Linked DNA regions of Homo sapiens: region 1 is linked to region 2. A link is a contact called in ENCODE Hi-C data. All regions are on one chromosome and are shown on one strand. The core of a region is the stretch at or near the end of the contact, and the rest is flanking DNA. Distances in the headings are between cores, read along the strand shown. Region 1 holds the start of SPART-AS1 (SPART antisense RNA 1). Region 2 holds the start of KATNAL1 (katanin catalytic subunit A1 like 1).

The links. A loop is a pair of places that touch in the nucleus more often than their neighbours do. Pooled maps may share reads with other maps.
Region 1: a pooled map shows a loop between it and region 2 (2.3-fold over the local background). The contact joins the promoter of SPART-AS1 here to the promoter of KATNAL1 in region 2. A Hi-C loop is called at or near these places in 2 of 50 pooled maps.

What each region holds. Positions count from the first base shown.
Region 1 is chr13:36,344,006-36,347,885 of GRCh38, forward strand. It overlaps SPART-AS1 (SPART antisense RNA 1), which reads left to right and starts at 2,426. Exons shown (of 5, transcript NR_045181.1): 1 at 2,426-2,502. SPART (spartin) reads right to left here and starts at 2,389. Exons shown (of 9, transcript NM_015087.5): 1 at 2,220-2,389. RefSeq lists a silencer at 2,238-2,287.
Region 2 is chr13:30,305,775-30,309,870 of GRCh38, forward strand. It overlaps KATNAL1 (katanin catalytic subunit A1 like 1), which reads right to left and starts at 1,777. Exons shown (of 11, transcript NM_032116.5): 1 at 1,557-1,777. RefSeq lists silencers at 1,412-1,521, 1,552-1,781.

The sequences.
Region 1 (3,880 bases), core at 1,176-3,675, 6.0 Mb after region 2:
CTGGGTGACAGAGCAAGACCTTGTCTCTTTAAAAAAAAAAAAAAAAGAAAGAAAGAAAAGAAAAATGAAAATGAAAATTAGATGAGATGTGTTTGATTCCAAATCTAAAAGTCCTACTATGTTTACAAGTCAGCAGAGTGAGGGAGGGGTGAAGAAAACCCAGAGTGTCCCGTCGTAGAAAGTCATGTGGCTTAAATCTTCAATAGGTAGCATTTGAAAGTAGAAGCGAGGCATAATGAAGGAATATAGCTAGAAGCAATATTTACCTTGGGTATACGTTTATTTCTAAGCTTATTTTACATACGGTGTGATGAAAGATTTCCTAATAATGTGTCAATGGAGGGAACAAGATGGCTACTGAGAAAGAAGAGTGTGCCTGTGTGTAGGGGTGGAGTGGGAGGGCTAATTCCACAGGATTGCTTAATAACCTTCCTTGCTACATCTCCATCTTAAAGAGAAAAAAAGGATACACGAGAGAAGAGCCTGGGTATCTAGAGGTTATATATAAGTCTAATGGTCAATTTCAGTCTAATCTCTGGGGAATCTCAACACAGAAAGAAAAAGGTTTATATTAAAATATCACATTTTTATTTTGTGACTGGGATTTGCTATATCCTCAGCGGTCTCAGAAAATACATTTTACAGAAATAAGGATTGGAGGATGGTGACTTAAAAAAAAGCCTATTCTATTCCTAAGCACAATTAAGTGTCAATCAAGTGTCCTGAAAAGATAAAAACCATTATCACATTATTTCACATTATTTAATTTTCAAAGTTAAGAAGACAAAGTCTTTGAAATGACAATCTGATGTATTAAACAGTACCTACACCAGTGTACAGTCTTCAACAACAAACCAAAATCTGTTCCGATACCAGTAGTTCACCTAAATTCTAATTTTTTAACGTTCTAATAAAACACATTTATTTCAACATAACTACATGTATGTCTGTGTATGTCTTAAAAAATACCCGAGAAAAGGTAAAATTCTGCATTAAAATACCTAGCAATTTAGTTCGATTCCATAAACACTGAAAGAAGTAACACTCTCACTTAACAGTCAACATTACAAGCAGTCTTTAATAATACCGCATTTAACTCCTTAGAGCTAGCACAAGTTGATCTAATGCCTATTTGGCCCTTTACCAAAAAAGCGGAGGGGGCTTTGTCTAACACCTGTATACACCTCCCTCCGTAGCATCCCGCTCATTCTAGCTTCTTAGGGAAACCATAGACAACGACGTTTCAGAGAGTGCCAGAGGTGAAGCCGACCCGAAACCACATTACAGAAAGGCTTCCTGTTTCAAACAGGTCCAATAAAGCCACCAAATTAAGTCTACGATTATAAAGAACTGCGAATCAGAAAATAATTCCATATAGGTGCAGTCTTCTATTACTTTTTTCCCCACTTTCGGAAATTTCAAAGAAAAATTGCTACATTCTTAAATATGAGGCCATTATTTCAAAGGCTGTAACAACCTGGAACGCAAATTCGTTAAATTATGATACAATAAGGCCAACCTCGAGGATCCTCGGTGGACTACTAGCGCACTTCCTTACAATTAGAAAGTGAAAAACTGGGTCAGCCCTAGAGTCACGCAATAATGCTGCGTCACGAAACTGCGCATTCCAAGAGAAACTTTTCTCAGGCCCAGAATTAAGTCGGAGGGATCCGCCGCGCAGCTCAATCCCTAGGAAGCATGAAAGAATGTATTGTAAAGAGTAAAATCACGCGCAATCCATCCCAATATAACCGCAGTTGTTCGTGGGCCTTCTTGCAGAGAAAGGCTGCCCAACCTTGACGGGGCCATGGGCGCTGCGGGAGGGCAAAAGACCACAGAGATCTGCGAAGCCAAAGTAAACAACGGGGTTGGGGCGGCGAGAATGATCAATAGCGATGCTCCGAAAGGACTCCGCGATAGGAATCGAGCGGGAAGGATTCCCTCCATCCTAACAGTCCATGGGTTAAGAGGCCGAAGCTTCCCTAAATACCACACTCCCGCGAGAGAAGGGACTGAGAACAACTTCTCAAACTATTCTCTCTCGAAATCGCTCCCTTCCTCGAAAATTCCATCTCTGAGACTCGGATGAGGTCCCCACCCCCTCCACCCTTGTCCCGTGACCGTCGCCCGCTCAGCCTCCCAGCCGAGTCCGCGGGGCCTGGGGCGCCCACCCCGCCCACCCAAGGGACCGCGCAGGGGTGAACTCCCCCGCGCCCCACCTGCGCCTTCCAGACCTCGGGCGCCCCGGCGTTGCCTCGAGAGCTCCCTGCGCGGCCGCCGCGGCACGGACCAGCTCCCACTCCCTTACACTGGGCGCCGCTGCGCTCGCCGGGGGCCGGTCCCGAGGTTCCCAAGGCCTCGCGCGCGCGCTTGCCGTGGCAACCAAGACGTTCCACGACGCGCGCTCTCGAACGCTTCGCGTCACGCGGCCGCGCGGCCCCGCCCGTCGGCCTCGCTCCCGCCACAGAGCCCGCAGCACGCCGCCGCCGCAGCCTAGGTCACGTGAGTACCCACGCGCGCGTCTTGCCAGCGGATTCATCACCGGCCTGCTCAGACTAGGTTCTGCCCACTCTGACCTTCTAAATGGTACGTGGGAGGACGTCCGTCCCCTTCGGACCCAAGAGTCACCGTAACACTCTAGAAGGGGAGAAAAGGAGCGAGGGCGGCAGGCGACAGAGAACCTCGCGAGTCAGCGGCCCCGCGCAGACCCCCCCAGGCACGGTCCCCTGCGGCCACGTCGGCTGCTCGGCGCCTGCGCAATCTCTTTCTCTCCAGCGAAACCGAGGCCTCCGGAGAGCCTAGTAGAGAGTGTGGGCAGTGAGCGCTTGTAGCCGCTAGAGGGAGCGCTGGGCACAGTGCACGAGAGACAATAAAGGCTGATTATCCCCTCAATGTCTCTGCAGCCTGAGCTTTGTGACTTCTGTATCCAGAGCACAGTTAATTTCCAAAAGCCCGCCTGCACCACGTGTTTTAAGTCTTGGTGTGTGTGTAAAGTCTATATCACTATCATAAAACTGTTAGTTCCTGATTCCGGGATACAAAGAGTAAAATCAAGATGAACATACTTTACCCTTCTTGACAAGTGTTTTTAAATTAGTAAAATATTGTAGATGACAGACTCTTCAATAGGGCTGCCTTAGGGAAAAAAAAACAGAAAAAAGAAAAAGCAGTATGTACTTGCCCGGAGCATTTAGAACCAGTTTTGTTGTTGTTGTGTTTTTGTTTTGTTTTGAGACAGAGTCTTACTATGTTGCCCAGGCTGGAGTGCAGTGGCATGATCTCGGCTCACTGCAACCTCTGCTTCCCAGGTTCAAGCGACTCTCATGCCTCAGCCTCCAGAGAAGCTGGAATTACAGCTGTGCACCACCACTCCCGTCTAATTTTTGTATTTTTAGTAGAGACGGGGTTTCACCATATTGGCCAAGCTGGTCTTGAAAGCTTGACCTCAAGTTAGCCAGGCTGGTCTCGAATTCCTGACCTCAAGCGATCCACCTGCCTCAGTTTCCCAAAGTGCTGGGATTACAGGCGTGAGTCACCGCGCCTGGCCTTAGGACCAGTTAAGTGACTCCCTCAAATCTCAGAAAGGTAGCAGTCAGTCATCCCAAAAAGCAAAACCTATTAGGAATATATTAATACAGTGGTTTCAAAATGATTTTGCTCTTATACCCCCAAAGGAGTCCCCAAAGACTATGACTGTATTCTCACTTCCACGTTTTTGGATTGACCATCACAATTTCTCATCTGACTTAAATAGTTACAAAAGAAGCAACTTCTGTTTTATTATAAATTAACATTTTAAAATAAAAGTTATATAACTTTTAAATGTAGCCAGTGGAATCTAAATACCAATTTAATATCTAAAATCATCAATTTTTAAAAC
Region 2 (4,096 bases), core at 527-3,026:
CTGCCCATGCAGGATACAGACTATCTTTTTTCATCTCTTTATTCTCACCACCTGGCATAATGCCTGGCACATAGGTTCCTAACACATTTTGAATGAATAAATAAAATACTTCAAACCTTATGTTGTATCACATAAGGCCTCAATTTTGTTTTCTACCTGTCTTACTAAACCTACTTTCCATCTCCTCCTTGTACAAAATTGCAACCTCAAGTAAAATTTACACAGGTCAACTTCATTTTAATTAAGAGAAAGTTTTATAGGATTTGTGGTCTTTTTGTTTTTAAACACACACACACACAAACTCACAATAATATCAACAATTCTCCAACTTACTCCATAAAGCAGCAAATTTCTAGGATGGTTATCTACCTATTAAAAAATTTTAAAGGGTCGTCAAGGAAGGTTTCGTAAATCTGTGTCAGCTTCCTTTACCAGCAAGTCTTTGAGTCAACTCTAAGGACTCAAGTGTACTCCTGAACATAAAAAATATATAAAGAATTAACTAAATAATTAAAACATGGTATTTTTCCTTCCGAAAACATGCTGAGAAATTCTGAATAACACTGGAATAATCAAAGAATTATTGCTGCCTACTGCTAAAAAAGTCTGTTTTTAAAAGTTACTAGTAATTTAAAGCTGAACTAATCAAAATATGTGTAGGCAGTGTTCAGGCTGGCAAGGGGGGGGTGGGGTGGAGCACTCATTTCACAACCTTGAACCTCAAGAAATAAAATTCAAAAATGCAAAAAGTTAAAAATGCCAGATACCACCATATAATCGCAATGACATCTTTTTATCTATTTCCACACTTAACCTTTAAACATTACTGCCCTTTGAGTAATTACCAATTGATGGGTTTAATATGCAAACACCTCTGAGCTACTTTAAAACAAACATGACTAACCCAGAAATAAACGTATCCAGGAAAGGAGAAAAACCTGTTAAAACACGGTTTCTCAGGTCTCACATCCAATGTGTGACATACATACGGTTCTGCACCGAAAGGCAGCAACCTGCGAGGGTCAGAGGCGCCGAAGACCCGAGGCCCTGCAGCTTGGGCGGCTGCTCATCCCTGAGACTGTGCAGGGCGGTGGCCCAGCCGGGGTGGGGCTGAGCGCTGCAACTGGGGCGGGCCCAGCTACAGGGCGGGAAGCCCGAGGCTCACCTCCACTTCCCTTTCCCAACGCACAGAGCCCAGGTCCGCGACCACTCAACAGCCCCCTCAAGACAAAGAGAGATTTTTTTTTCTGTCCCGGTCCGCTCAAAGTTTATCGGTCTTTCCCGGCGGTCGGGGCCGCCGGGCTTTGTAGTTCGCCAGTCCGAGCTACCCCACCAAGACCGCGAGCCCGAGGAGTCGCTGAACTACAATTCCCATGATGCACCGCGAGCCTGGCGCTCCCGCGCCCCTCCCCGTCCCCGCACGGGAGCCAGCGCCCGAGGAACCCCGCAGCCCACTGCCCTGGCGTCTCCGGCAGTGGGAGGCCGAGAGGGGCTGTTGGCTAGAGCCCTCCACCACCTGCTGTCTCGCCCTCGCCCCTTTCTCTCGGATTCATTACCCAGAAGGCGCAGGTCCGGGCACATTCAGCGATGCGGTCCAGATGGGGTGCGGGTGGGGCGCAGGCCGCCGCCGCCGCCGCCGCCGAGTCCGTTAGCTCGCGACGTGCGTGAAAAGGCGGCGGCGGCGTAGTGTTGCCATGGCAGCCGCGGCCGCGCGGTGGGCGCAGCGCGGGAGGGAGCGCGGGGGCTGTGAGTCCGCTCTGGGGCGGAGCTTGGGACTCCCGCCCAGGTTGCCGGGGGGAGGGAGGTGCAGCGGCGCGGGGTGGGAGAGCAGGGAGACAGTGACATTGAGGAGGACGTGTGGCCGACTGAGCTCTGGTCGTGCTTGATGAGCCTGCCTCCACTGCGTCCAGCCCCCGTGGCAGGGCACCTTCGTGCCTGCTGCTTTCGGAGGTGATGCCAGTGGCGTCGAAGGAGGGGGCACCCGGGGCGTCGCAGCGCCTTTCCCGCCGCCTGTCCAGGCGTCCGCCGCTGGGTCTGCCCCCAAGGGATGTGTGGATCCTACGCCACCTCTGTGTTTTTCTCCAGTCAAACCGAATTGAAGTCTTTCGCACCCCCTTTCTCCATTCTCTGGGGAGGGGGATAGAAGGGAATCCTTCGATAAGATGGAATGCATATGGCCTTTAGGATTATTCAGGAGGTTTTAGAATTTGCAAATGGCATTGCTTTCGACTGAATTTGGATTTATGCTGTTTCTTGGCAATCGTTTGTGGACTCTAGGATAAACAGGTTAAGAGCGTGGGCTTCTAAAACGAATTCTTAGTTCACGTCCTGCCCCTGTGCTTGGTAGCTGATGACCAGAGGCGCCTTTCTCACCTCTTAACGTTTTGATCTGCAAAAATGGAGATATCCATCTTGCAACTCTTGTAAGAAATACACGCATTAATACTGATGAAGCTCTATAAAACAAAGCTTAGCATTTAACAATAGCTATTAAATATTAATTATTTAATCAATAGTGATAAAAGTCAGAATAGTGGTTGGCTGTCGGGGAGGAGTTTGAGAGAATTTTTTGTAGTGATGAAAAAATTCTATAGCTAAGAGTTTCGGTTACAGAAGTATATGCACTTGTCAAAACTCTTGGAATGGGACATTTAAGATTTGTACATTTCACTGCATGTAAATTTACCTCAAAAGAGAACATAAAAATGTGTTGTTATTATTATTAGAGCTATAGACTCTAATGGAAACTACAGAGATATTCTAGGCCCAATCTCTAGATTTTATAGATGGGAAAACTGAGGCCCAGAAATTTAATAGAAAAAAAGAGGAAGGGGAGTGAATTCGTGACCTTGTCATTTTCTAGTAATGAATATCTCCTGAAAAATTATGGTTGAAAATAACAAAAATGGCTCCTGTAATCCAGCTGAGTCATCCTACCACAGAGATTTTCTTGAACTTGACTGAGTCCCTTATCCACCTTGTGGTGTTCCCCACGGCCAATGTCCTCTCAAGGATTGCACCGTCACTTCTGGCTCTCAGTTCTTGCTTTTCCTGAACACTTAGACCTCTCCACATATCACCTCTTACAACTCTCCTCTCTCTACTCCTGCTGACACATAATTTCGAAATCAGCCCCTTTTCTTTGGTTGTTTCTATAGCCAACTCTTTAGAAGGTTTGGAGCAGATAAGTGGTTTTAAATTAAGGATGCAAAAAACCTAAAATTAGAAATCCCTGCTCTTAAAAGTCCTTCAGTTCCTCCCATGATATTTTTATCCACCTACCACCTACCCCCATTTTTTCATCATAACCTGTAACCTCCCACTATTGTACCATCTTTCTGGTCCCATCTCTCCCCTCCTCTCCTCTCTTTATACAATACTTTTATTTCCATCTCCTAATCTGTGCCTTCATAGCTACCTGCCATTCCTAAACTGTTTACCAAAGTTTTTTCCTACACAAAGTAACTTCCCAAGAGGAACTCTGGAGCCAGCTATTAAAATAATATTTTTTCACATATGTATCCTCATATTCTATTTGATTCAGTCCACAGTGTAGCTGCTCAATAAATATTAAGCAGCTTACGTACATGACCTGTTGATATAGTTTGGCTGTGTCCCCACCCACCTCTCACTTTATTGTAATAATTCCCACCTGTCAAGGGCAGGGCCAGGTGGGGATAATTGAATCATGGGCGCGGTTTCACCCGTACTGTTCTTATGGTAGTGAATAAGTCTCATGAGATCTGATGGCTTTATAAATGGGAGTTCCCCTACACAAGCTCTTTTGCCTGCCACTGTGTAAGAAGCCCCTTTGCTCTTCCTTCATCTTCCGCCATGATTGTGAGGCCTCCCCAGCCATGTGGAACTGAGTCCATTAAAACTCTTTCCTTTATAAATTACCCTGTCTTGGTTATGTCTTTATTAGCAGCATGAAAACGGACTAATACACCTGTCCTGGCTACCTTCACAGTGGGTTCACTTATGAAACCCATTTTCTTACATCCATAATAATGGTTTACTCTAGTATAAATGAGGAAGCTATGTGATAATAGCTGGAATCTGCTGTCTAAGAGGAAGAAAAGAAACCAAAGTAACC